5 separate regions of the Mus musculus genome follow, and regions 1, 2, 3 and 5 are each linked to region 4. Evidence: chromatin loops called from intact Hi-C (ENCODE). Cell type or tissue: heart. All regions are shown on one strand. Each heading gives the region's core, and the rest is flanking DNA. Links, peaks and the distances in the headings are about the cores only.

Region 1 (5,979 bases), core at 599-5,598, 280 kb before region 4:
ATTTGGATCCTACCCTAGGTCCAGGTTTGTTCCCATAAATACAATGTGTTCTTTTCCCCATTGTTCTAAATAAAACCAGTGTCCTCTGTGGGGCTCCATACCATCTGCCTGGCCAGCATGTACTGGCATGGCCATAGTAGATTTTATCCGGAGCTCAGGGCTGGCTCTTTGAGAATGGTAGGAAATGCAGTCGGAGAGGAAGGAAAGCCCAACTGGCTGCTGTGTTCAGGGCCACTCTGGGGAGAAGGATGTTGGCCTGCTGGAGCCAGAGCCACGCCTTCAAGGAGATGGAAAATTCAAAACAGTTTCTGGAACGGAACAAGAGCAGGGTGGTTTTTCGTGGGAGGTGCTTCGTTGGCAGTAAAAGAAGAAACTCCCTCAAGGCCAAGGACAAGTGACCTATCCAGAGTCACAGAGGCTTCATGGGCTCTCGGTCAGTCTCCTTGCAGGTAGGCCTCTGGCTACAGCATCCGTGGAAACAGATGCCTTTCTGCCCTCTTCCTTTCTCCCCTTCATCTGCTCCTTCCCTTAACCTATCCTGCTGCTCAGGACAGGCCCAGAGAACAAACACCAGTTTGTGTTGGTGAGTGGGTGGGGCAGATGCAGTAGTGCAGAGAGACATGACACACCTATGACCACAGTCATGTCTACTTTACCCAGAGCAGGCAAGGAGAAATGCCGACCGGTGCTGGCTGGAGGTGGAGGCGGCTCCGCAGGCACACCCCTGCAACACTCCTTCCTGACAGAGGTGACAGATGTTTATGAGATGGAGGGAGGACTGCTGAACTTGCTCAATGATTTTCATTCAGGCCGCCTGCAGGCCTTTGGTAAGTCCGGGAGCAGGGCAGTTCTGTGGGTGCTGCTGGGGATCTTGGTCTGGGGACAGGCTGGGGTTAGGGTCCCAGGCTGCCTCCTAAACTCAAGAGTTGTCCAGGGAAGGAATGTTCCTTCGAGCAGCTGGAGCATGTTCGGGAGATGCAGGAGAAGTTGGCCAGACTGCACTTCAGCCTGGATGTGTGTGGGGAGGAAGAGGACGAGGAAGAAGAGGAGGATGGGGTCACAGAAGGCTTGCCTGAGGAGCAGAAGAAGACAATGGCTGACCGCAACCTGGACCAGCTGCTTAGCAATGTGGGTCATAGAGCTGGCTGTTGTGGATCCTGGGACACCAAGGGTGGAGAGGGCACAGGCTCCCAAGTCTCCCATGGAAAGTTGGGTACATGAACCCAAGAGTTGTGAGCCCCCCCTCCCCCAAGCTCCACCAGTAGGCCTTCCCCAGAGCATCCAGGTTTGTTCTGGGTCCCCTGACATAAACCTTTTCTCTGTGTTGACAGCTGGAAGATCTTAGCAATTCCATGTATCCTTTCCAAGGGGCCTTAGGGATTCACATGCCGCTAGGGTGAGGGAGAAATGAGGAGCAGGAGATGAGTTTCTTCGTTCCTATCTCTATTCACACATAACAAATATTCCCATCTTCAGCTCTCATACTGACTCAGAATTGGCAACAAACTGGCCCCACTTAAGAGGAATGTAGAATTTCCCAAATTCTAAGGGAAAAATGCATCAGGTGTGGTGACACAAAATGTTAATCCCAGCACTTGGAAGGCAGAGGCACGGAAGTGGAGCTCTTGGGTTTTGAGGTCATCCAGATCTACATAGTGAGTTCTAGGACAGCTAGAATTAAACAAACAAACAGAGCAGGGCCATGGAGGAGAGAAAAATGCATGTAAGAAGTATGTTTCAAACAGTGATATCTTTTTTGTTTGAGACCGTCTCACTGTGTAAGCCCTAGCATGATGGAAATCTTTGAAGCAGACACCGACACATAGCAAAGCTTGTCTGCTGTTCTCCTGCCCTTTCCGCCTTTTCTGTTAGGGGGCAAGAGAGATTCTGGGATTCGAAACAGGGTTTCTCTTTGTAGCCCTGGCTGTTCTGAGTAAAGCAGGCTGGCCTTGAACTCACAGAGATACAGAGATCCACCTGCCTCTGCCTCCCAAGTGCTGGAATTAAAGGCATATGCCACCACATCTGGCTTTCAGATTTTAATCTTTTTTTAAAGATTTATTTATTTATTTATTATATGTAAGTACACTGTAGCTGTCTTCAGACGCACCAGAAGAGGGCATCAGATCTCATTACGGGTGGTTGTGAGCCACCATGTGGTTGCTGGGATTTGAACTTCGGACCTTCGGAAGAGCAGTCGGGTGCTCTTACCAACTGAGCCATCTCACCAGCCCCCAGATTTTAATCTTTATTTAGGTGGTTGTGCCCTGGTGTGGTGGTCCTGAACACACACACACACACCTGTACAGTGTGGGAAGACGTGGATACACAGGTCCAAAGTGTCACAGTCCTTGACTGACACAGACAGAAGCTACACTTGGCAGAGAATGCTGAGCCTGAGGACCAGCCAGCTGCGTAGGTGTCGCCTAAACTCTTCTGCTACTCTCCTCTTCAAACTGTGAATTTTACGGATTCGGAAGCCCCTTGGTGCTATGGGGTCGGGGGCACTGGTTGGAATTAAACAAACAGAAAAGCGACTACTCGGTGCTCTCCTTGTTCTCACTGTGCCAAACACAGGGTTGGGGAGGGGGGCCGCACCCGGATGCGTGCGTCTGACGGAGAAGCCCAGCGTGTGTCCCTGGAGACGCGGGTGGGGCCCTATGTTTGCGCATGCCCAGGAGCGGCGCTGTCTGAAGACTCACTGCGCAAACGCACGCAAGCGAGTGACGCACAGCGCAGGGCGGTTGGCGAGGAGATGGATCCCGACCTTTTCCTTCGAAAGGTGTCTACATTGCAGGTCGGGATGGAATTGCGAGTGCACCTGGGGTGAGGGGCTGGACCTTCCGGCGAAATGCTGTCACATAACATCTTACTCGCACGCCCCCGCACTGCACTGAAGAATGCGGAGCTCTGGCCGGGTTAGGGAAGAGAATGAGGGTCAGCATCTTCTCTTCAGCTCCCAGAGCTCCAAACCACACTCGCCTAACCCTTCCCCATGACCGTGTTCCCTCTGGCAGCCCCCAGCATGCAAAGATCTCTCTCTTTTGGGCTCAGAGGTCGAGTGCTTGCCCACCATGTGCAAGGGCTTGGCAACGACAAAATCAAGAGTGCTTGCCAAAATACCGTTTTTCCAAAAATGTTAAGGGCTAGCTTTTCCACTTGTTCTCTACATTAGGCCGGCTTCCGAGGCTTCTTGGTCCGACGTCAATTCCAGAGCCTTCGAGCCGAGTATGAGGCAATTGTACAAGAGATTGAGGGTGACCTCAGCACTCTTCAGTGGACTGGGGGCTGGATCCCCAAGCCCGTATTTCTCCCAGAGGTACGACACTGCAGGGGAAAGGAAAGGAGAACCTGCTATCGGGTTCAAGGGAATGGTGGGTCTTCCCTCTTTGAAGATTTATTTTAATGTGTGAGGGTGTTTTGCCTGTTGTTTGTACACTGTATGTAGCCTGGCACCCCCAGAGGTCCAAAGAGGACATTAGACCCTCTGGAACTGGAGTTAACAACTGTGAACCACCGTATGGGTGCTGGGAACTGAACCTGGGTCCTCTGAAAGAACGAGTTCCTTTAACTGCTGAGCCATCTCTCCGGCAAGCTCCAAAAGTCTGTAGACACAGAGCCTTACTAGGTAGTCCGGGCTGGCCTTGAACTCAACGGATTTCCTGCCTCAACCTCCCCAGATGCTTGCATTAAAGATGTATACTACCCCTTAGACTGGACTTGTTTTTTTCTGCCAAAAGCCTCAGTAGTCATTGGAAGAGAAAGCAGGTTCACTTCCTCACCCGAATCCCTAATCCTGCCCACTTGCCCACTAGACTATGGTTTCTAGACATGGGGGAGGGGGGGGGAGAGCGTTAGCCCTGCAATTCTCACCCCTTTCCAAATTCTCATAAGGCAAAATCTCATCAGTCCTGGAAAGCAGAGAAAATATCAAACCCAGAGCAGAAACTATGGAGCCATTCCCCACATAAAGACTCTGAAAAAGAGCTCATTTGGGAGGAGATGGTGCAGAAGAAGACAGAAAAGAGCCCAGCAAATCCAGGAAGTCTTTGCAGAGATGACAGCGCCTGGCCGCAGGCTGAGCAGGGCAGGAAAGCCAGCCAGGGAAACAGCCAAGATACCTCTGTCTCCAAGATGGAAAATGCAGGTACTTATCTGGCTAGATGGGGCAAATCTGACCTCCTCCGGTCTCAGCCGCCCATGAACCATGAAAGGATATAGTTGCAACCCTCCCCCACCTCCTTCCCTCTGCCTGAGAGCGGGAAGGGTTGCCAGTATCTAGTGCTAGACTAGTTCTCAGTTCTAGGGATGTCTCAAGGCATTCTTCTCTTCTTTCTTCATTGACATCGCAGACCTAGGATTGTCCCAGAGCCAACAGGAGCTCCAGGAGCAGCGCAACCACTTAGCCATGGAGCTGCTGTGGCTACAGCAGGCCATCAACAGTCGAAAGGAGGTAGGACTAACTGAGAGCCCTAAGCTCAAGGGTGGTGTCATGGTTTGTATATTCTTGGACCAGGGAGTGGCACCAGTTGGTGGTGTGGCCTTGTTGGAGTAGGTGCGACCTGACAGGTGGGGAGGGGCCTTTTGCCATAAGGGCCTGGGCTAGCTTCCCTCTGTTCTTTCCTACCAGTACCTAATTCTCAAGCAAACACTGAGATCCCCAGAAGCAAGCCAGACCAGAGACAAGCACAGGGGACAGGCCTATGAGAAGACCTCGTTGCACTCAAGCTGCGTTCTGGACAACCAATCCTATAGAGACAGGATCATAGGAGAGTCCCATCATGCAGAGGACTCCAGCCACAAGGGCAGATTGAAGCCCCAGAAACACCCAGACAGTGTGACCAGTGCAGGTAAAACCACTGCTGGGTCTAAAGGCAGGGAGCTCTGCTATAGGAACTCTGCATCACAGCTGCCTGCAGCATTAGAGAGCCAGGCTGGAGGGGACAGGGTCACCAAAGGGCCAGACCACGGAGGACAGCCCTTTAAGGAAACCTCCCTACAGCAGTTGAAAGTCCTAGAGGATCAGATCCCTGGGGACCTCAAGTTTAGGAGTCCTTGTTCTAGAAAGGCTGAAACACAGCTGCCCACTCTCTCTGAAAATCAAAATATTGAGGACAGATATTCCAGAAAGCCAAGCCGAAGCGCTGGGCCCTGTGATTTGAATATCTTAGAAGGCCACATGATTTGGGATGAGACCTTGGCAGGGCAGGAACAAGGTAGCCTGGATCTCATTAGGACTAAACCACCCAAGAGCCAACCCCCGAGTGCTGGCTCTTCGGGCCATGGAAATACCAGTGAGCTTAGTCCAGAAGGATGGAAAAACCGTGGAATTCTGCAGTGGCGATGAAGACCACTGGAGAACTTGTCTTCCTCAAGACAGGACTAGGGGAAGGGCAGATACCGGAAAGCAGGAGCATCAGGAAAGATCTGGGGATCCAGGAGAGGAAGGGTTCCCAAAAGCAGATGCTGTGAAAAATGACAAGGGAAGCAGGCCCTTGTCCTGCCTCCCTGGTACCACCTGTCTCCTGCCCTTGCCCCTGGCCATCAGTAGATCTCAGGCTAAGAGAAGCTAGAGGGCTGAGCTGGTACGATAGGAGAAAGAAGGACATGCCTTTTTACCTTCTGCCTGGGACTTAAACCAAATTTCACCTCCTCTTGGGGTAAGTAGGGTGGGAGGATCCTGGAGAATAAAAGTTTTCCTTGGATTCTTGGCTGCCATGCAGGAGGAGCTGTGTGGGCAAGCCCTGGAGACGGCTGGCTCACCGTCTTGCTTGCTCGGCTGCCATGGGTGTCCTCGGGTGAGGCATGGCCCCAGAGACTTCGTCCCAGAATTGCTTCTGGCTGCTGATGTGCCACATCGTGTCTGTCATTGCCACACTCCTCACACACGTGACTTGGTGTGAGTGGACACTGGGAGACCCTCACTGCCTATAGCTGCTCTGATCACTTCCCAGTGACAGCCACCCCACTGGGCAAATG
Region 2 (5,979 bases), core at 490-5,489, 130 kb before region 4:
TTTCGAGACAGGGTTTCTCTGTGTATCCCTCACTGTCCTGGATCTCACTCTCTCAAACTCCAAGATTCGCCTGCCTCTGCTTCCCAAGTGCTGGGATTAAAAGACCCTCCCCCCCCCCCCAATCCAGAAGAATGGCTTCTCTCTCAGGTCTTGGTTCCACTCTTCCGGGTTTTGATTCTCCATTAAGTTTCTTTGGAATGAGTGATGTTTGCCTGTCTGGCTGACCTACTTCAGAGCTAGTTTGAGCCAGCTGGTCCTCTGCTGCCTGCTGTGTGACTTCCTCATCTTGTGCTCGAAAACTGCAACACGACTTCCTGGAGCACCTGTACTCACCCCATCTTGCATGTCCTCTCACTTCCCAGGGATCAATCCCCTGAATGTTTTCTTTTGAGGAGGTTTACTATGCAGTCTGATCCTTCAGCCCCGCCTCCCTCCCAAGTGCTGAGATTACAGATGTGCACTGTCATGCCCAGCCAAAGCATGTTTTTGAGTATTCAGGTTTTTCATTTTGTTTTTCCTGGATGGGCCTGCCTACTTCTGACCTGGCATGACACAGTGGGACAATAAGGAACCACTAAGAGGGTGAAGCATGTAGGACACAATGAGATTTTCATTTTTAATATGTCCCTCTAGTGACTGGCACATTTTTAGCCACTCAGAGTCCGGTAAGAGTAGTTGTCCAGTAAGAGCATAGCATCAAAGAGTCTAGGGAAAGAAGCAGGCGTCACCTGCAAGGAGAAGTGCGCAACAGACCATGCAGAGCACACACAGTTGTGAGCTGAGGACAAAGATCTTCAGAGGCCCATCTTTAAGGGCAGGTAGAGGAACATGAGTTCAACAGTCAGGAAAGAAAAACCTGCACAGTGCACAAGGGTGTGGAGAACTGGGAGAGAGTTACATCACAAAAGTCGGAAGAGTGACAGTTCAAAAAAAGGTGGGGTAGGGTGGGGTGGGGAGCATGGTAGTGCCAACTGCTGCAGAAAGTTCCAGAAAGATAAGGGCTAAAAAGTACCCAGTGGAGCTGGCAAGTGTGAAATGACTGTCATTACAGATAAGTGTCCAGGTGGTGGCTTCAGGGGTGGGGAGGGAGTAACCCGAAATCAAGCTTATTGACGTCGTATTTTTAAAGTATGCCAGGCTGCTGAACACAGACTTGAGGGAAGAGTTTCCGACGTCAAGGGGAAGAGTAAAATAAGAGGGAGAAAAGGTCTGTTGGGGGCGTGCCTAGACGAAGTGAGACCAGGGCACGTGTCGGGGGAGCACACAATGCAGCAGAGCTTTCTCTAGTGCTGTGTCTGTCTGTACATGAACTTGGACGCGTTGGATCTGTACATGAACTTGGATGCACTGGATGGGGACTCAGTAGACTCAAGGCAGGAGTGGGAAGGAAGCAAGCAGAGGAAGTCAGGTTACACGCCCCTCTCAAAATGAGAGGACGTTTGCTAAGAGAGCAGGAAGACACCGACCCAAAGGGAGCGGAGATGGCCAGCAGCAAAGACGGCAGCAGAGGAGCAAGGGAAAAGTCGAAAAACGGTGACTGAGTTTTACTGAGTCACTTAATAAAGAGCGAATGCCTATGTAGCACCCAGAGAGACCACATATTGTCTGAGTGTTCTGCATATTATCATGTGATCCTCGTGACATCGCATTAGAGAGGTACTGCCATTTCACAGTGAGGAAGGTAAGAAGAAGAAGAAGAAGAAGAAGAAGAAGAAACCAGATAAACAAACTTGCCCAAGTCATAAGCTACACGCCTTTAATCTCAACACTCAGGAAGCAGAAGGAGGCGGATCTCTGTGAGGCTGAGGCCAGCCTGGTCTACATAATGGTCCCAGGGCAGCCAAGGGCGACATACACCATGAGACCCTGTCTCAAAATAAAACAAACCACGACCACCACCAATAACAACAAAATAACTTGTCCAAGTTCCCAGAAATGTAAGGAACTAAAGGGAGAGATTAAGTCTCTTCCTGAAAGCCTCGAAACACACGGGGAGTCCTCACAGGACAGGACACCTGCCGGATAGCACACTTTCTTTGCATGCTTGAGGTCTCATATTAATCCTTAGCGTAAAGTCCTGCCTCTCCATCATCAATAAAACTTCCAGCACAGGGAATTCTCAGATGTGCTGAGCTGTAGCTTGAGCGGAGGCTTCCCAGGAGAACCCGGAGCAAGGAGAAAATAAAAACAAAAACCAAAAAACCAAAAACCAAACAAACAAAAACCGTTCCTAAAGTACTGGGCTGACTTGAGATCAGAAGCCTCTCGGAGTCTGCCCTGAAGCACGACTCCCTTCACTTGCTTGAGGTAAACAGTAATTAGTTACCCCACGACTTAGTTGGGCTGCCTGTAAATAAAGGAATGTGGGATAAAACAGGAACACCAACTGGCATTGCCTAGGACAAGGACAAGCATTAGTCACAATCACAGCCACTTCCCCAGGTCTCCACTCTCTGGCCCCCCCTCATCCCTTTGTAAACCAGTCACATAGGCACCATCAGGTACCAGCGCATATGGCAATCCTCATCTCTACCCGGATTCTTGGCTACACCTTCCTTGGCATGCTCATGACTCCCTAGTCTGGACAATTAGGGACTGCCCTTTCCCGGTATTCACAACAGTAACTAAGCAACTATTTTGCTTGACTGCCTCCACACCAGACTGAGCTTTGTGAGGCCCAAGACTATCTGTCTGGCTAAGGTCTATATCCTCCCAACCTGTCTGTGAGTAGTGACTGTCACATATTCTAATAAATATTGCTGTTTAAGAGTAAGATGTTGTTAGTGGTGGTGTTCTACCCTTTTCTCGTAAATGGCCTCACAGAAGCTCAAAAAAACCCAAGCAGGGGCTAGCTGGGGTTGGTTGCAAGGAGACGGCCGCGGTGCCCTGCCGAGGGAAGGGTGCTGGCCCGGCTTACCTTCTCTTTGACTGCCTGGTAGCTCTGCTGCAGCCAGCTCCGCCACCACCCCACGTCCTCCCTGTGGAAGACAGACACATCTGACGGCCCTGCCGGGCGACTCCAGCCCAGCCTCCGGCCGGAGATGAGGCTTTTCCGGCCGCTTCCCCATGCCCTCGCACCACGCCTCCGCTCTGCCCTTCCAGCTCAGTCCGCACCCGCACCGGCAGCCTGTCCCCAACAGGGACCCCTGGCCCAGTACCCCATCCCTCGAAAAGCCCAAGCCCCCAACGCCAGAAAGCGGAACGCCAAGCTCACCCTTCCGCCATCTTGCCAGCATGACATCACCACTATTTACCGACCTTTGACTTCCGACACGGCACCGCCCCCTCAGGCTCCGCCCCCATGAGCGTGCCCCAATCTTAACACAAGGACAACTCTCCGCCCAGTCCCCGCCCCCCTACATCAATGTGTCTGGCCTTTGTCCAATCCATGTCCCAAATGCGATTTGTCCCGCCTCTGAACTCTCGATCCAATGGTGTGTAAGATTGTCCTCGGGTCCCACCAACCAGCCGCTAGCTTTCCCGGTAGTCCCTGACTACAGTGGCCTCTCCGGGCCAATTTCGGCAGGCTCGTTAGACCGCCAATTAGAAGGCGAGGCGAGGAAAGGAGAGGCCGGGTTGGGACGTTGTGTTCTTAGAACCTGGAGTTAAGTTCCGCCCCCCTTTGTGAAGCCAGCCGCGTAGCAGCTCCTTGGTGTTCTGCTGCAGGCTAATTCAGCAAGCTCCGATTGCGGACCTCAGAGCCAGAGTAAGGCTATGGGGAGAATCCAGAGCTCTCCTCGGGATGACACCCAGGATCATTTGGAGAGGCAGATACATATTCACATTATTTCTTAAGCCCGATTTAAGAAAACGCTAGCTGAAAGTGTTCTGGAAAAATCCCACTGATAGGGGGGAATTGAGGTCTATTGTGTGGTGGAAGGGGGATTTACATAGATCCTGTGGCCCTACCTACTACTTCCTCAATCTACACAAACCCCTCCTTCACCTCCAGCAGGAGGTTGACTCCCCTCCTCGAAGGCTACACTGTAATCAAGGTCATCACTGCTACCTGATCCCATAGCCTCTTACCTGCCTGAGGAACAAGCTATATACTAATTCTCCCAGTGTTCCCCAAGGCCTCCCATCTAACTTTCAAAAAGATTGTTGCTGGTATTTCTCCTGTCTAAAAAACTAACAACTATTGGATGGATCACAGGGCTCCCAATGGAGGAGCTAGAGAAAGTACCCAAGGAGCTAAAGGGATCTGCAACCCTATAGGTGGAACAACATTATGAACTAACCAGTACCCCGGAGCTCTTGACTCTAGCTGCATATGTATCAAAAGATGGCCTAGTCTGCCATCACTGGAAAGAGAGGCCCATTGGACACGCAAACTGTATATGCCCCAGTACAGGGGAATGCCAGGGCCAAAAAAAAAATGGGAATGAGTGGGTAAGGAAGTGGGGGGGAGGGTATGGGGGACTTTTGGGATAGCGTTGGAAATGTAATTGAGGAAAATATGTAATAAAAATAAATAAATAAATAAATAAATAAATAAAAAAATAAAGTAGACCACCATAAGGCTGTTAAGGGAGAAAAAATGGAATGAGTAATTTCCAGTGGTCTTTCTCCCTTCTAAGGTCCATGCTTTGCCTGCAACGAATGCACAAGGTTTAAAGCTAAAAAATGCTGTGATAAATGATTTGTGCTACTGAACAAGATGGGCTAAGAAACAAGTTGAGTTCTTTAATCCCCAACAGAATCTACCTTTGCAATTTCATTCCCCACATTAAAGGTCACTTGGAACTACTGCCTGCCTCTACCTCCCAAGTGCTGGGGTTAAAGGCATGCGCCACCACTGCCCGGCATGTATTTTTTTTTTTTTAACTAGACAATTTAATCCAAGATATTGCAGGTGCTAGGCAAACATGCTATCAGTAAATTACATCCAAGCCCTGAACTGTTAATTTATAATCGCACACATAAAACCATGCCAGTCAGATGGCCGTGCCTCCTCCCAGGGTTCTCCTTTCTGTTCCTACCTGGTTGGTCTGACCTTGCACCTCCACCCTCCTTGCTCACACTGCCCCACATACAAAGGCTACTTAGATTTCCCAGAAACTTTCTGGTGCTTTCCTGACCCTGAGCCCTTGAACATGTCTTCTCTGCCTGCAGTTCTCTGACCTCAGTTTCTTACCCACTCTGACCATGCTATTGAGAACTGCAGCTTGTGCACCATAAATACCAGCACTTGGAGGTGGGGGTGAAAGACCCCAAGAGGAGCCCCTCGCTCAGGCCTCGGGATAATAGCGGACCCCCAAGATCTCATGAGAGACCAAGCTTGATGCAAACCACATGAGGCTTTATTTGGGGAAAGCCAGAGCTCTAGGGACGACTCATCCCACGCAGGGGTAGAGGAGTCGACCTCGAGGGGAAAGGGGTCCCAGTTTTTATAGGCCCTCGGGGAGGGGGGGAGGAGAAGGGGGAAGTAGGGGATTTCCAGGTCTTCTCAAGAAATGGGTATGGGAGGGGTACAAGGAAAGAGTCTAGTGCAGGTGTAGCAACTCCAGATTGGCCCGGCTGTGGTTGCTGGGGAGATTTTCCAACTCTAGCCCAGCAACCAATATCACAAACACCTGGCAGTGAGGTGCAGCAGTGGGCACACACATGGGTTCAAGGAACGGCCAGAACATTGGCAGACACATGAGTTCGAGGAGCGGCCAGAGCATTGTGCACCTCTATTTTTCTAGATCAGTGAAGCTAGTTCTGCTTACAATGAAATCTATTTTGCCAATTTCAGGGCTTCTGTGACCTTTTACATTCTGTCAGGATCTTTCAGGGGCAGGTGGATTTCTGTGCGTTTGAGGCCTGGTCTACACAGAGTTTAAAAAAAAAAAAAAAAAAAAAGCAAACAATCCCACCCAGAGCGAAAGTATCTGCATCCCCAGGACTGCCATCTTTCTTCCTTTCTCAAGTTTTCCCCTCCAAATCCATCACCATAGATAATATTGTGTACTTTAGTTTTTTTTCTTTGATAAG
Region 3 (5,795 bases), core at 1-5,000, 150 kb after region 4:
AAGCGGTTTCCTGGAAGAGACCAAAGGTCAGAGTAGGCCAGTGGGATGAAGAGACACAGCAAGCCTGGGGGGGAGGAGAAGGTGGGAGGGAGAAGGAAGAGGGTAGGAAAGGATATGTTGGGAAGGGATGGGGCCTGGAAGTGAGGGGAGCGCAGGGAAAAGGAGAGAAGGGTGATGGGGGCGGGGGGCAAGGAGTGGAGGGAGTGAGAAAGAAATATGAGGAATGAAATTCTGAGAGAAACGAAATCACACACTACCTTGTGTAACACCATCCTGTGAAAGGACACCAATGGGCACACCTTATCTGACTCTAGGCATCAGACCCACCCAGGAGTGGTATACACTTAGGGACAGAAAGCAGATCAGTACTTGGGGGACAAGGATGAGTTAACTCTTAATATAGCTAATGGTACAAGGTTTTCTTTTTCTCTTTTTCTTTCTGTTTTTTCCACTGAGGGTCTTATGAAGCCCATGATGACCTTAACTTCAGCTATGTCACCGAAAGTGTCCTTAAATTCTGGATCTTCTTGCTTCCACTTCCTACATGCTGGGATTACAGCGTGTGCTCAGGTTGGTTCACATTTTTCTAGGGGTCGGGGGAGTTGGGAATAAAAATATTCTAGAACTTTAACCTTGTGGGTATACAAGAACTGACTAAAATGTACCCTTCGAAGAGGTGAATGAATGTTCTTAGTGACAGGGTCTCTGTATAGAGCTCTACCTAGCCAGGAACTCATTATGTAAACAAGGCTGGCCTCCAAATTGCAGCCACCCCCCTGTCTCTGACTCTCAGGTATTAAGATTACAGGTAGCATGTACCACCACACCCAGGATAGGTAAATTTAAAAAAAAAAATAGCTTGGTGGTGCAACCGCCCTTAGCGTAATTCTAGTCCAGTCTTTATCTGGCTTGTAAAACAAAGTTTACAAGCCCCTCATGACTTGGCTCCTACCTGTCTCTCCTTAGAGAACATGTCAAAGGACAGCAATAGGTTCTGTGGAGGAACATCAGAGGCACGGGCAGGCAGGGATGGAAACGGTTCTGTTGGCAGGGAGTTGTGGTGGCCGAGCAGTACTGTGCTTGCTTTATTCCATTTAAATCAGTGTCCTTGGACAAAGGGTGTGTGAGGGCACTGAAGGCTGAGTCCAGGGCCTTACTCATGCTTTACCACGGAGCTGAGCCTAGCCTTCTCCCTGTTCTACAATATTCTTGCTTCCCCTTGGGTCTTCCCTGTCTGAAATGCAGTTCTCAGCGCCCGCGTGTACACAACACACACACACACACACACACACACACACACGCCAGAAGAGGACGTCAGATCCCCTGATACAGGCCGTACCGAATAACCTGACATGGGTGCTGGGAACTGAAAACGGGTCTTCTGTAAGAGCAGTACTTTCTTTCCATTTCAGAGCCATCTCTTCGGCCAGCTCGCCCCTTATTTCTTTTCAGAACTTCAGTCATAGGAACTTTCAGTACGTGTTTTATTTGGGTTATAGGTCCTTTTAAATTTCCGGTTCTCTCCGCCAGAGTCCTGGAAAGACATGGCCCTGACTCCCTAGAGCCTAGCAGTGCTCCCGGCATGGAATAGGATGGGTGGAATGAGGTTCCCAGCCCCAGGAATGGCTGGAGCACAAGCTACGTGCACACAAAGGGTGAGCCCACTGGAGTTTCTCTTGCACCCTGAGAATGGCTGCTTGACTGATCAACTAGCAGAGAGGGCCGTAGAGCCGCCCAGGCGCGGAGACCGCGGCCCCACTCGTTTAGGGATTGGCATCGGGAATCATGGGACTTCAAATTCTCGGTACCCAACGGCGCATCCCAACCCCCCACCAAGGCCTGACCTGCAGGTTCCGGGTGATAAGATGCAGCTTCTCCTCAGGGCTTGGAGCATCACCCATGGCTCCGCTGTCTCTGTTTCCCGCGCTCAGCCGGCACCCGCGCCCTTTCCTCGTTCGCCGTCGTCTCCGCGTGCCGGGAACTGTCACGCTAGTCCCGTCGGGTTGCATCAGCTGAGCTCGTCGCTCCGCTTGCTAGGCCTAGATTCTGTCTGTCCCCTCCTCTCCCCGAGCATCCCCGAGTCAGGAGCAGCAGAGAGTCGAAAGAATCGATGAAACAGGAAGGGGCGGAACCATCCAAAAAAAAAAAAACCAAAACAGTGTAGGTGGAGCTGGGGGGCGGGGTTAGGAAGGCCGCCCATGACGCACCCTCTCAGGGGCGGGGCGGTTTCCTGCCAATCACTGCTTGCTTGCCCTCCCCCTGGTGTTGGCCCCGCTGCCTCGGGGTGGGGGAGGTCGTGAAGGGGGCGATAAAATGGCGCAGGGGGCGGAGTGAGGTGCTGCCGCTCGCCCAGGCTTTTGGCCCGGCTTCCGGAGGTGAAGAGCGGGCGGGACGTAAGGGTCGGCGCCCGTCGTCTAGGCGAGGGGTCGGGGGGGAGGGGGCGGGCCGCCTGTTGCTTCTCCACAGGGCCGCGTTCTTCGTCTTGCCCCCGTGAGGAGTAGGGAAGCTCGTCTCGCTGAGGGAAGGGCTGCTTCTCGCGCCAGAGGTGATGGCGGGCGGGGAGGTTGTCCCTGCCCCCCACCTCCACATCCGTGGGCGAGTGACGCCCCTCATCCCGCTGAGGAAAAGGGAGCTGTCAGGTCCTCGGGCCGCCGGCCCTGCCAGTGGGGGCGGGGGGGGGGGTCTTCCTCTCCCGGTGCCTGCCTTCCCCGCGGGAGGCTGTTGCTAGGGAGAGCGGGGATGGCGGGCTTCCCGCGGGGCGTCGTGGCGGGAGAGGGCGACCCACTCCGGGCGACCGCGGGCCGCAGCCTGCCGAGATGTGGCAGTCAGCGTCTGTCCCCTGAGGTCGGGTGCCCTGGCGGAGCCCGCGGGGGGACCTGGGTCGCCCCTGGGGGGAGGGGCGCGGAGGGAACACGCGCTCCTCCCGCTATCCGCGGGGAGGCGAGGACTCGCTCTCCCGAGTGGGAGGAGGAGGGAAGTGCAGAGGCCCTGGGCGCGGCGGGCGGGCGGGTAGTGTTCCCGACGGGGAGGCCCGCGGGCATCCTCGCAAGGTATCCCTGGGCCACCGTTGCTGGGTTTCATCCAGGGCCGCAGGGAATGCTGCAGACACCTAAGGTGAGCCCTTCTTCAGAGGGCCACCAAATGAGGACGGAGTTCACCGGCTGCCCTCATTTTTTGTTTTTTGTCCTCCCCCCCCCACCCCCCCGTGGTTGTTAAGAGCCCCAGGCTTTAATAGACTATTCTTGTAAAAGAAACCTGTTGCTTCAGTTTAGAAAAATCTGCTGCCTGGGCCTGTGTGGGAATTCTTGGCTCCCTAGTCTGGGGGAATTGTTACCTAAAGCAGAGATTTCCAGACCGGTTATCTTTCCATTTTACCTTGTTTGCAGTTAGCCCAGAGGGAGTTGCAAATTCTTTCAGATAGTCAGTTCCCTTTGTTAAAAAAAAAAATTTTGGGAGGGGCTCATTTTGATGATACACCCTTTTTTGGTGGATGCTGTCTGCTTCACGGGTAGTGTATTTTGTTTAGGAGAGGTTGGAAATCAAAGGCCAATGAGGAGTACCCCTCCACCCCCTTTTGCAAAATCCTTGCTTTTGGTCCTGCATATCAGACCCAGTTGGGTAGTGGTTTTGGTTTTAGAGTCCTGAACTAGGTAGGATGTGTAGTATACATTTGGCATTGGCGTTTTACTGTCCTGAATAGAATGAGGCTTTGTGCACGAAGCCAATAGGCAATAGGTTTTTTGAGGTAAGATAAAAATAGATGGGGGAACCAGTTTCTGAGGTTGCAACCAGGAGGTTAGAGAACAGAGAGGGGGTGGTACACTAAAGTGTGAAGACGGGGGTGGACAGGTGAGGGAAGTAGAAGGACAGAATAGGGTCACACAGAGATGTGGAGCAGAATTAAGAGAATTTAGAAATAGGAAAATATTCCTCCCTGAAAAATAAGCGTCCATGTTTGAAAGATTTACCAGGCAAGTGCCAAGAATGGCAGGTGATGTAGCATTCGAGAGGGGGGATTGTGACACTTAAGAGGTTCACGATGTTTATTATTAACATAATATTATTCTGTGGATTATGATTTTTTTTTTTTTTTTGAGACAGGGTCTTACTGTGTACCACTAGCCAGGAACTTGCAGTGTAGACCAGGCTGGCCTAGAATGCTGAGATGCACCCAACTCTGTCTCCTCTAGGTGCTGGGATGAAAGGCAAATGTCTCCATGCCTTGCCATATTGAAGGCTTCCCTCCCTTGAAAATTCAAGTTGACTTTATGTCAAACCCCTCCTTTTCCCTCCCACCTTTGTCCTGTGTAGCCCCTATGGTTTGGAACTTGAGATGAAGCCTCAGGTAGCCTTGAACGCCTCATCCTCTTGCCTCCCCCACCAACATTCTGGAAATACAGACAAGTGAGCGCCAGTGTGTCTGCCTTTTTCAGATGAGTGTTCTCATTTATATTGAAGTTCAGAGACTTAAATGAATTGCCGAGGTCATTGAATTTTAGCCCAGTGCCTCTAATACAAGCTACTTCATGGGCCATTAATTTAAAGAATTTACCTGATATTTCAGTTACCCATCCAGTCTAGTCCTAAATTAGTTTACTGACAATATGGTTAAGTGCTTCACTAAGTAGATCATACTAAATAATTCCTAAATCGAGTCTGGGGAAGATTCTTGCCAGTTTAGCCTTTTTTCCTATCATTCTTGTGCTTAAGGCTCTTCCGGTGAGATGGATGTAGGTGGTGGGATGAAATAACCATAGCTGGTGGACTAAGTGCCTTATGTTCATGTCTTTCTTAGTATTTATAATAACCTCATGAGACTAATGGACTGTGAGGTTTCCTGTTTTATAGGTGGAGAATTTTCATTACACCTACTTTATAGGTGTGTTTGGTACATCTTTCTCACTGGCTTTATAACTTCATTTTTGTTGTGGTTTGCTTTTTGAGACAGGGTCTCACTGTGTTGCCCAGACTGGCCGGGAACTGACAGTGTAGGCCAGGCAGGCATTGAACTCACAGAGATCCACCTGTCTCTGCCAGTTGACTGATAGGATTAAATGTGTATGTCATCACATCCACCTAGGCCAGCCTGGTCTACATAGTGAGTACCAAGCCAATCAGGGAGACATAGTGAGACTACTCAAAATCCAAACTTTTTTTTTTTTTTTAAAACAATTTGTGTATCTGTGTGTATGGTGTGCAAGCTTTTGTGCATGTGTATCGTGTGGAAGTGGAGGTCTGAGATGAGTCAATTCTTTCCTTCTATCTTTTTTTTGTTTTTCTTTTTGGTTTTTTGAGACAGGGTTTCTCTGCATAGCCCTAACTGTCCTGGAACTCTCTTTGTAGACCAGGCTGGCCTTGAACTCAGATATCCGCCTACCTCTGCCTCCCAAGTGCTGGGACTAAAGGCGTGTACCACCATGCCCGGCTCTTTCTATCTTTATATGGGTACTAGAGAGTAAATTCAGATGTCCAGGCTTGTGGTCCTTTCCTCACTGAGACAGCTAGCCATTTTCTAAGAGTGTTGTTTTATTAGATATTTCAAACAGAAAATTAAGCAAGGTAGCATAATAATAATAATTACCATTATACTTACTTTCCAGGTTTATAGTCTACCTCTACTGATTTAAAAAAAAAATCCAGGTATACTACCTGTAGTTCTAGGACTTGTGAGGCTAACAAGGAGGGAGAGTCAGGACATCCTTGGCTATATAGCAAATTTCAGGATAGCCTGGGCTACATGAGACCTTGACTCATTACAATACCAAAACATTACAGATAGACCGAAGCTATTCATT
Region 4 (5,979 bases), core at 659-5,658:
AGGTGTCTTTATCAATATATATATATATATATACATTGGCCTCTCAGAAAATATTTCCGATCATCAGTTACTTTTCCTGACTAACTAGTTGAATTCTGAACACAAAATAGTTCAGGAAAGCCAATTGCACAGGATGTACAATGAGCGTTCCTACAGGACGGACAGACCACAACAGCTCTACTACATGCCCGACTGCGTCTCCTCCTTTTCCGTCTGTCTGTTGCCTGTCCATGGTTTACATCAATTCTTTTCACTTGTTTTGCTTTGAGATGGGGTCTATGGCTGTAGTCCTGGCTGGCCTGCAATTCTCTATGTAGACCAGCCTGGAATAGATTGTCTTGCCTCTGTCTCCAGAGCTCCAGGATTAAGCATGTGTGCCACAGCAACCAGCAATTCTCCCCACTAGCAGGTATTCTCAGAGGTCACTTAACAGAAGCCCTGAATGCTGCTTGGGGATGTGGCTCAGTGATAGAGTACTTGCCTAATGTGTGCTATGTTCTTGATGTTATAGTGAGCATGAAACACAAAGTAAAGCAAAGAGATGAAAGAAGGGAGGGAGGGAGGGAGAGAGAGAGGCCTGGAGTCCATAGAGAACAGTAAAGCTGGTAGACCTGGTAGTGCAACTAAGGTTTTCAGTAGACTTAGACAGGGGGACCACAAGTTTGAGGCCAATCTGATATATGTATTGAGCTCACGTGTTGAGGTACATAGAACGCCATGCTTAAAAATACCACAAACCCCAATGAAACTAATTTTAAAAGGAGGAGGGAGCTAGGAATGGAGGTCACTGGCAGAGTGTTTTCCCTGCTACAACAAAATAAATAACTGATATAAGCATTATTATAAATCTGCAGAACTCTTAGTATAATGCCTGCATCAAAACACTGTAGTTAAGCAAACTCTAGCATGGCTTCTAATAGCATCGGGCCACATCTTTAGGAGAGAGCAGAAGCCTTCATTAAAATGCTTGCCTGAGGAAAGCCTGATGAAGGCTGTAGAATTCTCTCTTTGTTCTAGCCAATGCTTGATAAGAGGCTCTGAATCTCCCTATTTTACAGCAAGTACCAAAAAGCCTTAAAACTGTGACTCTGTATCCCTTCCAGATCTGAACAATCTTCCCTAAAGACCTGTTCTTTGAAATGTTATCATCCCCACAACCCGGGCCTCTTGTCTCTAGTCTGTGGGAGGCCAGGACTCAAGCTTCTAAAAGTGGCAGGGAGCAGGCATAAGTGGCCTTGGCCAGTGACTACAGTGACTAGCCCTTTGTACTCTGTCCCTCCCCTGACTGTAGGAGCCCTTGCTCTGTCCCCCCTCATTCTCCATGTAGAACAGTCTCTATGTGAACTGGAATGACTCTCAGCTCTTACGGCGCCTGTACTTAACCATACTCACTTCGACTTGTGTCTACCTGTGTGACCTTTGACTGGGATAAATGAGCTACACATAAAGGAACCAAGAGCATGAGTCCACTTATGTGAATCTCTAACACAGAAAACTCTACTCCAGAAATCCAAACTATAACAATGGTGGCTTCAGGGATAGGAGGCTGGAAAGGAACTGAGGAAGCTTTCTAAGATGGCAGAACTGGTCTATCTGGAAACTAGGGCTGCTTACACCGGGAGATCTGTTTAGCAACAATAATAATCTGGGCCAGGTGTGGTGGACCATGTCTGTGATTCCAGCACCAGGGAATCACCTAGTGAGTTCCAGGTCAGTGAGGGTTAGAGTGAAATCCTGTCACACACACAAAAAGGAAAGTACTTAACACTTTACTGGGGCATAGGTAAATTATACTCAATTCTTTCAACTTTTTAAAAAAGATGATACATTGCTATATAGGGTGGTTCTCAAATTTTTTAATCTCAGGAACCCTATACTCAAAGACTACTGTAGGGCAGAAGCCATTATAGCTCAGGGGTAGACTACTAGTCTAGGATGTCCATTAAAGACATAAGAAATTTCTTTATTTCTGAGACAGGGCCTTACTCTGTAGCTCTAGCTGTCCTGGAACTCACTATGCAGACCAGGCTGGCCTCGAACTTAGAAATCCGCCTGCCTCTGCCTCCCAAGTGCTGGGATTAAAGGCGTGCGCCACCACTACCCGGCTAAATTTTTTTTTTAAATATTTATTTATTTATTATATGTAAATACACTGTAGCTGTCCTCAGACACTCCAGAAGAGGGAGTCAGATCTTGTTGTGAGCCACCATGTGGTTGCTGGGATTTGAACTCCTGACCTTCGGAAGAGCAGTCGGGTGCTCTTACCCACTGAGTCATCTCACCAGCCCCCGGCTAAATTTTTATCTTTCAAAAAAATTTAACGTGATGCAAAAGTTGCAGTACGTAATAAGATCCAATCTTGGGCTGTGGACACACACGTACGCACGCACGCACGCACAGAAAAAGGTATGTCTTGATTACTCTAACCTGGTCACACTATTCCCTACTGGGAGAAACTCGAGGACAACCCAGAAATCACTTAAAAATACAACTAATGCACAAGTATAATTTACAATGATAAATGTTGGACCAGCGCCACACCATTTAACTCTATCCCCAAAGGTAAGTGTGATTCAGGCACACATGGACTTTTAGAATGGATGGGGGCAGGGGATACGGCCTCGGGTTTCTTCATTCTCTAGTAAGGTGATCTTTTTCTTCACTTTCCCCCTAAATTGGGTCCAAAGAGGGGCACACTGTGATCACGCCAGAGCACCTTTAGGGCAAAGAAGTGGGCGAAGCAGGAAGCCGCAGGTTGTCCGAATGCAAGAGATGTGGGCCACCTACTCACATTCATATTTTCGATTGACTGGAGGATACTTGTCCTTGGTCGCCTTCTGTTCCTCCGTCAAATTGTAATCTCTAACATCTTCCTCCTCTTGAGCCATGATTGCGGAGTTGGTACTCTTACTTCCGCCCTTCATCAGCCAGACTTCGGCCCCGCGCCATAACTTCCGCTCTACACCCCACCCCCTTGGCAGCGGGTCTAAAAGGACCAGGACTCCATTCTGCAAGCTCGCGGAAGGATATACCCGCTTGCGGCTGCCGGGCTGCCGGGCTGCCAGGCTCGGTCCTGCCGCTTTTATAACATGTTTTAGAGACCAGCATCTTATTTCCTGCACTCATCACTATTAGTACCGAGGGAGTCAGTTAAAAGACGCCACCTTGAATTAGGCACCTGTAAGTCTAAACGGTGATGCGTTTTCTCCTCGTCTGGCCCTCCGAGTTGCTAACCAGACCCGGAAACACTTCCAAATTCTTTCGCTACCCTGAGGGAGTTGTCAGCATAACGGCCTGCTAAGAAGATGGCTGCGCATGAGCGTGTAGGGTGTATGTCACGTGATCTGCACGGGCCTCATCCCGGCAGGCGGGGCGCGCGCGCAATCCGTGGAAGTCTCCGGACTGTGGTGGGGGGTGGGGGAGAGAGAAGGGGCGGAGCGCGCGCGCCTCGGGACTCTGGAGAAAACGACTCTCGAGCGTCTCCATAGGCCGCGAGGCGGATGCTCCGCCCACCCCTCAGACCCGCGCTTTCTCATTGGTCGGTGTTGGCGCGAAGGCACGCGAGCCGGCCCCCTACGCACGGGCCGCAGGAAACAATAGAGGCCGCGCGCGCGGAGTGGAGCGCTCGTAGCCTCCCCGCCCCTCCTGCAACGCACGACCCCGGGATCCCCCAACCCCTCCCGGCTCTCCTGCCGCCATGGCTGACAAGGAAGGTGAGTGTGCCGAGGCCGGCTCGGAAGGGACGGTGCTGGCTTGTAGGGCTGTGTCGTGGCCTGTTACGCGGCCTGAGACGGAGAGCAGGCCCGACTCTGGCGAGCCTCGTCCCAGCGACGCCGGCCTGAGGACTGAGCTCCCCGGCGGGGCGGGCTAACGGCGCAGCAGCTCCTCCGGAGCGGATGCGAGGCGACGCCAGGTCTCCGGCCTAGGCGACTACGAGGCTCCCTGCCGGTCCCTCTGCCTGCCGAGACTCGGGGCGCCGCTCTCCATCCCCAGGCTCGATGCGCAGGTCTCCTCCCCGGGTTTGGCGGACTTGGCGCGCGCCACCGTGCTTCGTTCGGGGTTGGACACCATCGGCCCCCGAAGGAGTAACGGAGTGTCCGGCTGGGGTGGCCCCAGGACTTCCGGCCCGCCGCGGCCGAGAGTGGCGTTGGTGCCCGCGACCTGGGAGATTAAGATGAATCTCCATTTCGTTGTCAAAATCCGGGCGCTACGCCGGTGGCTTGGAGAGGTTTGTGCCCTTTCCGTTTACGTTCGCTAACTTGATTTGTCTTTTAAAAACATTTTAGCGGCCTTTGACGACGCAGTGGAAGAACGGGTGATCAACGAGGAGTACAAAATATGGAAGAAGAACACCCCTTTTCTTTATGATTTGGTGATGACCCATGCCCTGGAGTGGCCCAGCTTAACTGCCCAGTGGCTTCCAGATGTGACCAGGTGACGCGAATCTTGAATATTTTTGATAGTTCATATATTTTAATTTTTTTGCCCTCCAGTCACTCAGGGGGGACATTATCAGAGCTTATGAGTACTATTTATTTTCCTCGACTAGAAATAATGTCAAAAACAGAAGATCATTTTGTAATTTACCCTGCAAAGAAAACATGCTCTGTTGTTGTGTTGTTGTTTGATTTTTTTTTTTCTTTTTCTTTTACTTTTTTTTTTTAAGTCATCTCTATTTGTATGAATACACTGAAGCCAGAAGAGGGCATTGGGTCCCATTACAGATTGTTGTGAGCCACCATGTGGTTGCTGGGATTTGAACTCAGGACCTTGGGAAGAGCAGTCAATGCTCTTAGCCGCTGAGCCAGCTCTCCAGCCCTGTTTTTGTTTTTTCCCTCAGCATGGAGTTGAATAGCCATTCTTAAGACTGGAGTTGGCCATGTAATATAAAACTTGACCGTTTTCAAAAGTTATTCTGGGTCCAGTTTATTCAACAAAACATTTGATTTCTCAAGTCATTTATAAGGTTAATAAATAGCAAGATAAATCTGGGGTCTGCCTAACTGAAGTGGGGGCGAGTGTTTTCAGCAGTAGTGTGAGGTTTTAGAGCTTGGTGGGAGGTGGGGCAGAAGGGTTGTAATGTTTAGTGATTGAGACCTACTGATGGGGACTTTGATCCTCAGCACAGAAAGGGGGGGGGGCTGGGACCCTACAGCGAATTGCATACACAAAATGAAGGGGAAAGTCTGTCAGCATGAACTACCAGACTGGCCTGCTGAAACAAGTGGCAATCCAAAGATGGTGGATGTGGGTAATTACTAATGTAAATTTGGCAAAAATGTACTGAATTCTTTGGAAACTCAAGAGTTAAGATACGTGCAGAATTCAATTATGAGGCTGATGGGGTTCAGCAGGTAATAGAAATTTGGAGTAAAGAGTTGTTTTGGTTTGAGGGCTAGGAATTGAACCTTGTGCATGGTAAGGAAGGCAGTACCATCTGCAATACATCTCTACTGTCATGGAAAGTTCATGTGCATTTTACTAGTAACTTAAGAATGAGGCTGCTGGGCTGGAGAGGTGGCTCAGCGGTTAAGAGCACTGGCTGATCTTCCAAAGGTCCTGAGTTCAAATCCCAGCAACCACATGGTGGCTCACAACCATCTGTAATGAGATCTGACACCCTCTCTGGTCTGTCTGAAGACAGCTACAGTGTACTTAAGATTTAATAACAAATAACTCTTAAAAAAAAAAAAGAATGAGGCTGCTACCTTTGCAGCAGTGTAGAGAGAGATGGAGACCTTTATCTGAAGGGTGTTGAGCAAATCCATGCAGGCACCCAGAAGTTTGGAGTTGGACTTTTTTTTTTCATACATAGGAGTCTTTGTTTTTCCTGCATGTTTGTCTGTAGCGTGTGAGTACAATGCCTGCAGAGGTCAGAAGAGGGCTGGAACACTCTGAAACTGGAGTTACACTGTTGGGAGCTGCCATAGAAGTGTTGGGAAACAATTTCTGAAAGAACAGTCAGTGTTCTTGCTGCTG
Region 5 (5,979 bases), core at 646-5,645, 270 kb before region 4:
AGCCATGATGATGATAGAGTCTTGGCTTTGATGGGTATAAACCTGGATGGCAAAGGTTTACACTTTCTTAAGGTGACCTAGGACCTATCTGTCCTTTCAGCTATTTGCCTCCTGGAATGAAACACCCAGGTGGAAAGACTAGGCAACAACATGTAAGTCTGGGGGGCCACTGTCTGTAGCCTCTCTCGTCCCATCCCTGGGACTGCTCGAATTTTGAACAGGGTTCTGGAAGCAGCAAGAGTTGTGATTTCAGGGGGCACATCACACTCACTCTAGAACCTGCTGCTGTCCTGGGTTGTGGGACTTGAGGACACTATCCCTGGCTCAGTCCCAGTCTTTTACGTAATCTCCAGGCCATGGTCCCCAAAGGAATAAGTAAATGGTAAGACACAAGGGCAGAAGACAGGAGTTATGTGACCCAGGAAGCACAGATGCTCCTGTCAGAAAGGTGTGACCAGACTCATCCCTGCTCACTACTCTCCTGCACAAGTTTGGGTCCTGCCTGCTCAGCCCATGTTTAGAACCACCCAGTCTCAACCAAAGTCCTGAACTTCTGACTTGAAGAGCTGACTTGGTTTCAGGAGCCTCCTGTGTCTCAGCGCCCATGTGATGGGGTCTTTGGACAGTGGTTGCCAGCAGACGCCCCCTGCTACATCCAGTGAGTGCCAACCTCAGAGAGCAGGGGGGTGATGGGGGGTGTAGACTTGTGCCTCCCTGAGGCCAAGAAAGTAGGAGTAGGCTCTTTTTTCAGGAGCTCCAATTCCAATAGAAAGATTAAAAACCCAACATGAGAATGGTTCTTGGACCATTTGGTTCTTGCACCCCTTTCACACAGGAGTCTCGGGGATCCTTCCCCTTACTTGGCTGTTCTCTGTCTCAGTGTGTTCAGGAACGGGGACCTGCTAAGTCCCCCCTTTAGTCTAAAGCTGTCCCAGACTGCCATCCAGGACTGGGACACGGTGTTGAAGCTGCTCAGTGAGAAGGTTACGTTACAGAGTGGGGCTGTACACAAGTGAGTATAGGACAAGGGGCAATGTTACACGGTGGGGCTGTACACAAGTGAACATGGGGGGGGGGCTGTACACAGTGAGCAGGGGGGGCTGTACACAGTGAGCACGGGGTGGGGGGTGAGGGGGGGCTGTACACGAGTATGGAACAAGGGAGAATGCACCCTAAGGAACGCCACTGTGTGTGTCTGCTCCTGGGGAGGGTGTGTGCTGTCCAGCAGGCCTTCCTCCTATGCCCCTGAGGACAGCTATGTCCATGTCAAGTCCCATGACCCAGGACAGCTGCGTTTCCTAACCCAGCCCTTCTAGTCAGGGCAGAGCCTATGTTGACTGTTGCCTGGAGGACCAGACTCAGGTCCTCTGCTGGAGCACAGTGCCTACTGGGTAGGAAGTTGCCTTTCACCCACCAGCTCTTTCTTGTTACCTCTCCTCACAGACTCTGCACCCTCGAGGGGCTTCCACTGTCCACAGGGACTGCTCTGGTGAACGGCCATTACTACGTGGCTGTTGGAGAAGAAGAATTCAAGGCCCTGCCCTATATGGAGCTGCTGGTGCCCAGCCCCTCTCTGTCCAGGGGCTGCTGGTAGGTTTGTCTGAGGTGGAGGATCACAGGAAGTGAGTGCCCTCTGACCCACCTCTAACCTCCCCTTCACTGCAGGTGTCCTCCAGGCCTGAAGTACAAAGCCCACAGGAAGAGGGTAGGTGTCAACCGGAACACCCGCACACCACACCCCATGCACCTGCTCAGCAAGCCTGAAAAGCCAGGATTCCATCCCTCCCCCCTTCCTTGGGGTGGGAACTCAAGTTCTCAAGCCTAGGCAAAAAGGCCTCCTCACGAGGCTGGGTGTTGGAACTGGCTACTGGGCAGAGCAGGGCCCAACCTTCCACTCACGGCCCTGTTCCAGGCCTCTGTTCCTCCAGATGAGCCAGTGCATATGTGGCCCAAGAGTAGAAAGCAGCCTGGTTTCACTGGGCATCTCTGAATGCCAGCGTCAATTCAACTATTTCTGGATAGACAGCCTGGTAGGAATGAAGGCAGGCAGGCTGCAGGCTATGAAGAAGGCACACGGCCTCTCCCAAGCTTGCACAGGCAGCAAGGCACACCGAAGCGTAGACTGGGAAGTGAGAAAGATGAAAACATACGAAGCTCTAACCCAGTGTCCCATCTATAGGTCCAGGGCTACAAGGCCTCAGCAGCCCAGCCTTTTCCAAAGGAGCCAGGGGAAACTGGGCCATCCACTTTCTATGCCAGGCCCCAGCAGCCCTGGAGCAAGCTCCCTGCTCTCTCATCTCCATCAGGTGAGGGGGCCCTGGGGCTGGCCCTTTGCATCAGCACCTGTGCTTACACAAACTAGGAAAGCTCTCACATTAGTCCCCCTCTGACGTGAGAGGATGGGCCTTGCTGCTGCTGGGAGATGTCTGCAGCAGAATGAGTCAGCAGAGCTATGTGCCACCCCTCTACCTGCATGTCCCTTGCTTCTATTTCCGTCTGTATTCACTGTTGTGTGTACACACGCACATGGGCACATGCAGGCCATGGCCATGTAGAGGTCAGAGGACAACTCTGTGGAGTCAGTTCCCTCCTTCCACCGTCACACAGGCAGTCACCCTCCGAGGCGTTGGCGAATGTGGACACAGCTGCGGGGAACCAACTGGTGTAGCAGGTGAAGGCACAGGAGCCTGAGGGCCCTACAGCCTGGGCATCGGCCAATGCTGCCTCTTTATTAGGAGTTACGGGAGTGTATGGGGCTCCATACCCGAGGAAGGAGACGGCTGGGGCTCAGGAAGTGAATGAGGATGAGAACACACGCACAGAGGAGCCTGTGGATCAGGTAAGCCCATCACATGGACACCAGGGAGCCTTAAGATGGGCAGAGATCTGAGCTAAAGTCTGGGCTCCAAGGCTCGTCTTCCTGGTGGCTAAGCAGATCTAAATCTGAAAGCCTGGCTTCCTGTTTCCCTTGTGAGGCGTTCAAATATCCAGTAGTCGCCTTTCCTGGTTGGGGACCTCTGGCAGTCCATGCAAATTGGGCACACACATAGCTCTGTATGTCTCCACACATCCACCAGAGGGCAGCAGAGACAGCAGAAGAGGCCTTGTCTGCGCAACACCAGCCTGGGCCTGAAGCTGTAGCCCCAACCTCCGCCCATGCTCCTCCATCTTAAGAGCTGGGAGCTCCAGATACAAACTGGGGGACAACCACTCCCAGCCACCTCTGTCCCCAGCCCTCAGCAACCTGTTCTGGAGAAGCCATGCCTCCTGGGCTCACAGTAGGTGTGGCCTCCTCAGTCACAGGCCCACAGGCAGGTTCTGTGGAGGCTACCTCCTCATGTGATCCTGCCAGAGACACTGCATACTCAACACAAATAAAACATTTGCTAAGCTTTGTTTGCTGTAGATTTATTGAAAGCTGCTGCTGGCCAGATGTTTGCTGCAGCTAGGTGGTGTCCGGCACACAGCTGTCTACTTGCGGGGCTGACAGTTGAGCATTTTGCCCAGGGCCAGCTTGTTTTTCTTCCATCTGACATTCTGATGTAACTTCTGTCCCCAAATCCCACCTTCAGCCAGCCAAAGCACTGTAATGGAGCTGTGGAGGCTTCTGGCCATTCCTGGTTGAGACTGCAGCCAGCCCTTTCCATGTAATGGAGGCGCTGTGTGAGGATGCTGACAGTCTACAGCAGGTAACGGAGGCTGAGTAACAGCTGCCTGAGGTGGCAGCAGGAAGACAAAGATGGCAGCTGAGGGTGGCTGTACAGTCTCCAGTGCTAAATCCTTTTAATGCTTTTCTTCTTTTTGGTTTTCCAAGACAGGGTTTCTCTGTGTAGCCCTGGCTGTCCTGGAACTTGCTTTGTAGACCAGGCTGACCTCAAACTCACAGAGATCCACCTGCCTCTGCCTCCTGAGTGATTAATGGAGTATACCACCATGCCTGGCTCCAGTGCTAAATCTCAACCGTGGAACCCACTAAAGGTTACAAAACCTTCCCAGTGCTGCCCTTCGTCTTGTTTGTTTGTTTTGGGTTTTTTTTTTTTTTTGGTTTTTCGAGACAGGGTTCTCTGTATAGCCCTGGCTGTCCTGGACTCACTCTGTAGACCAGGCTGGCCTGGAACTCAGAAATCCGCCTGCCTCTGCCTCCCAAGTGCTGGGATTAAAGGCGTGCGCCACCACGCCCGGCTTTGCTTGTTTTTTTGAGGCAGGGTTTCTGTGTAGCCTTGGCACTATGGAGAGTATGTTTCTTATTGTGGCCCCTGAGATAGACATGATCTGAGAGATGAGAGAGGCCAGCTGGCCAATCATTCTGCCTACACCTTGGGCCCAGCATCCACCGAGCACAGCAGAGCTGACGGTCGGGGTTGGCCCACTCAGGAGTGCGACGGTTGGCCCTGGGTCTTGCTCACCGAGCTTGTGATGCACACGGTGATCCCTGTGATGGTGAGCACCATGCCAGCCACTGCTTCTGCGATAAAGAACCCGTCAAGGGGTTGGGGTCAGTGGGGCCAAGGAAGAAGACAAGATGGTGACCCCTGGTCCTGGTTCTCATCCCAGCCCCTGCCCCCAGATTGCTCAGGGAAAGGAGACTGCGGGCCACAAGCAAGCAGGAGAGCTGTGGTAGAACAAAGGGCAACGTGAGGGAAGGCCTCTCCTCACCACCCATGGGAGTCAGAATCGGGAAAATGTTCATGTATGCCAAGGCCCAAGCAACCATGCCCTGACGTGCAGCCACCCAACTTACCTTTCCCACCAATATCTTCTCCAAGGACCTTCCCAACAATCAGTGTAAAGACGATGGCCAGAGAGTTGCAGATGGGCACAGCTAACGTCAGATCTGAGCAATTAGAACAAGAAAAATTCCTAGAATGTCTTTCTCAGGATAAAATATTTGCAGCATGCCCTCTTCCCTCTCCTCTTCATCACAGTTGGTCACCACAAGATAGTCACAGTGACACATTTTTGTTTTGGTTTTGGTTTTTGGTTTTCCAGGGTTTCTCTGTAGCCCTGGCTGTCCTGGAACTCACTCTGTAGACCAGGCTGGCCTCGAACTCAGAAATCCGCCTGCCTCTGCCTCCCAAGTGCTGGGATTAAAGGCGTGCACCACCACGCCTGGCAAAAAAAGACACATTTTTAATTCAATCACTCTGGAAGCAGAAGCAGGCCGATCTCCGAGTTCAGGCCAGCCTGTTTTCCTCAGGAGTTCCCGGACAGCTGGGCTACATAGCAACATTCTATCTGGAAAAGAAATAAAACTATGACACATGAAGCAGATGCTGAGAAACAGAGCTACAATCCCAGCCACAAGGAGGCTGAGGCAGGAAGATCAAGTTTGAGGTCAGCCTGGGCCACATAGCAGGAATACTAAAAAGTATGGGACGCATACTGGGGACACACTTGGTCAGTAAAGAGCCTGCTAAGCGCAGAGATCTGTGTCTGGCTCACCCCAGCACTTGTGTGGAGGTTGGGAAAGGTCGGACAGTGGCCTGTACAGGAAACCAGGAGTCTTGGGGAGAGAACGAGTCAGACAAGGTGCTTGGGAGCCTCAGCTCTGACTTAGGACCTTCTTTCTTTACACAGGCTTCACAGAACACAGACAGACACTGATTAACCAGGAAGTACGGATTATGTGTTTGAGTTTTTCATTACATGTCCAGGGTAACAGGTTCAGTCACAACTAGAAAATACAAACAGTTGCCGGGCAGTGGTGACGCACGGCTTTAATCCCAGCACTTGGGAGGCAGAGGCAGGCAGATTTCTGAGTTCGAGGCCAGCCTGGTCTACAAAGTGAGTTCCAGGACAGCCAGGGCTACACAGAGAAACCCTGTCTCGAAAAAAAAAAAGAGAGAGAGAGAAGAAAATACAAACAGAACAGATTTTACTGTTCTTGGCCCTATAACTCCGATTTAAAGAATCTAAAGAATGCCTCAAAGCAAACGTTTCTTATATGACAGCCTGCTTTAGGCTGGAAGTGTTTAAAGT

What was found. A loop is a pair of places that touch in the nucleus more often than their neighbours do. Peaks named below come from ENCODE experiments on the same cell type or tissue, not always from the same donor. Only the 100,000 strongest peaks of a DNase experiment are listed, where the experiment ranks them.
Region 1: it touches region 4 in a loop (4-fold over the local background); 9 of 42 quality-filtered maps call a loop at or near these places.
Region 2: it touches region 4 in a loop (4-fold over the local background); 14 of 42 quality-filtered maps call a loop at or near these places.
Region 3: a loop joins it to region 4, with 2.3 times the contacts of the local background. A loop is called at or near these places in 4 of 42 quality-filtered maps.
Region 5: it touches region 4 in a loop (3-fold over the local background); 8 of 42 quality-filtered maps call a loop at or near these places.

Annotation. Positions count from the first base shown.
Region 1 is chr4:129,615,832-129,621,810 of GRCm38, reverse strand. It overlaps Iqcc (IQ motif containing C), which reads left to right and starts at 2,718. Exons shown (of 5, transcript NM_198026.2): 1 at 2,718-2,797; 2 at 3,176-3,319; 3 at 3,895-4,147; 4 at 4,353-4,453; 5 at 4,631-5,979. The coding sequence starts at 2,756. The coding sequence ends at 5,347. Ccdc28b (coiled coil domain containing 28B) reads left to right here. Exons shown (of 6, transcript NM_025455.2): 3 at 661-827; 4 at 935-1,128; 5 at 1,332-1,354; 6 at 2,365-2,537. The coding sequence ends at 2,419. In heart, for the core only: CTCF peaks have their summits at 2,090 (motif pointing right) and 2,710; DNase peaks (open chromatin) are centred at 2,680, 3,630 and 4,490; H3K4me3 peaks cover 2,129 bases; H3K27ac peaks cover 1,700 bases.
Region 2 is chr4:129,458,941-129,464,919 of GRCm38, reverse strand. It overlaps Bsdc1 (BSD domain containing 1), which reads right to left and starts at 3,241. Exons shown (of 11, transcript NM_133889.2): 1 at 3,215-3,241; 2 at 2,918-2,978. The coding sequence starts at 3,225. In heart, for the core only: no CTCF peak of the experiment used is centred there; DNase peaks (open chromatin) are centred at 2,479 and 3,419; H3K4me3 peaks cover 1,928 bases; H3K27ac peaks cover 1,454 bases.
Region 3 is chr4:129,186,122-129,191,916 of GRCm38, reverse strand. S100pbp (S100P binding protein) reads left to right here and starts at 2,338. Exons shown (of 7, transcript NM_001379590.1): 1 at 2,338-2,375. Yars (tyrosyl-tRNA synthetase) reads right to left here and starts at 2,014. Exons shown (of 13, transcript NM_134151.5): 1 at 1,845-2,014. The coding sequence starts at 1,901. In heart, for the core only: no CTCF peak of the experiment used is centred there; a DNase peak (open chromatin) is centred at 2,176; H3K4me3 peaks cover 3,328 bases; H3K27ac peaks cover 2,800 bases.
Region 4 is chr4:129,332,952-129,338,930 of GRCm38, reverse strand. It overlaps Rbbp4 (retinoblastoma binding protein 4, chromatin remodeling factor), which reads left to right and starts at 3,561. Exons shown (of 12, transcript NM_009030.3): 1 at 3,561-3,713; 2 at 4,287-4,434. The coding sequence starts at 3,698. Zbtb8os (zinc finger and BTB domain containing 8 opposite strand) reads right to left here and starts at 2,963. Exons shown (of 7, transcript NM_025970.4): 1 at 2,792-2,963. The coding sequence starts at 2,888. In heart, for the core only: a CTCF peak has its summit at 3,490; DNase peaks (open chromatin) are centred at 2,970 and 3,460; H3K4me3 peaks cover 3,497 bases; H3K27ac peaks cover 2,293 bases.
Region 5 is chr4:129,605,942-129,611,920 of GRCm38, reverse strand. Tmem234 (transmembrane protein 234) reads right to left here. Exons shown (of 5, transcript NM_029748.3): 4 at 4,742-4,834; 5 at 3,392-4,465. The coding sequence ends at 4,371. It overlaps Dcdc2b (doublecortin domain containing 2b), which reads left to right. Exons shown (of 7, transcript NM_001195730.2): 2 at 836-1,012; 3 at 1,444-1,590; 4 at 1,666-1,705; 5 at 2,180-2,306; 6 at 2,736-2,839; 7 at 3,573-3,991. The coding sequence ends at 3,590. Among named protein-coding and RNA genes, the nearest start is that of Dcdc2b, 5.3 kb to the left of the region's middle. In heart, for the core only: a CTCF peak has its summit at 3,066 (motif pointing right); DNase peaks (open chromatin) are centred at 1,790, 2,690 and 3,190; H3K27ac peaks cover 618 bases.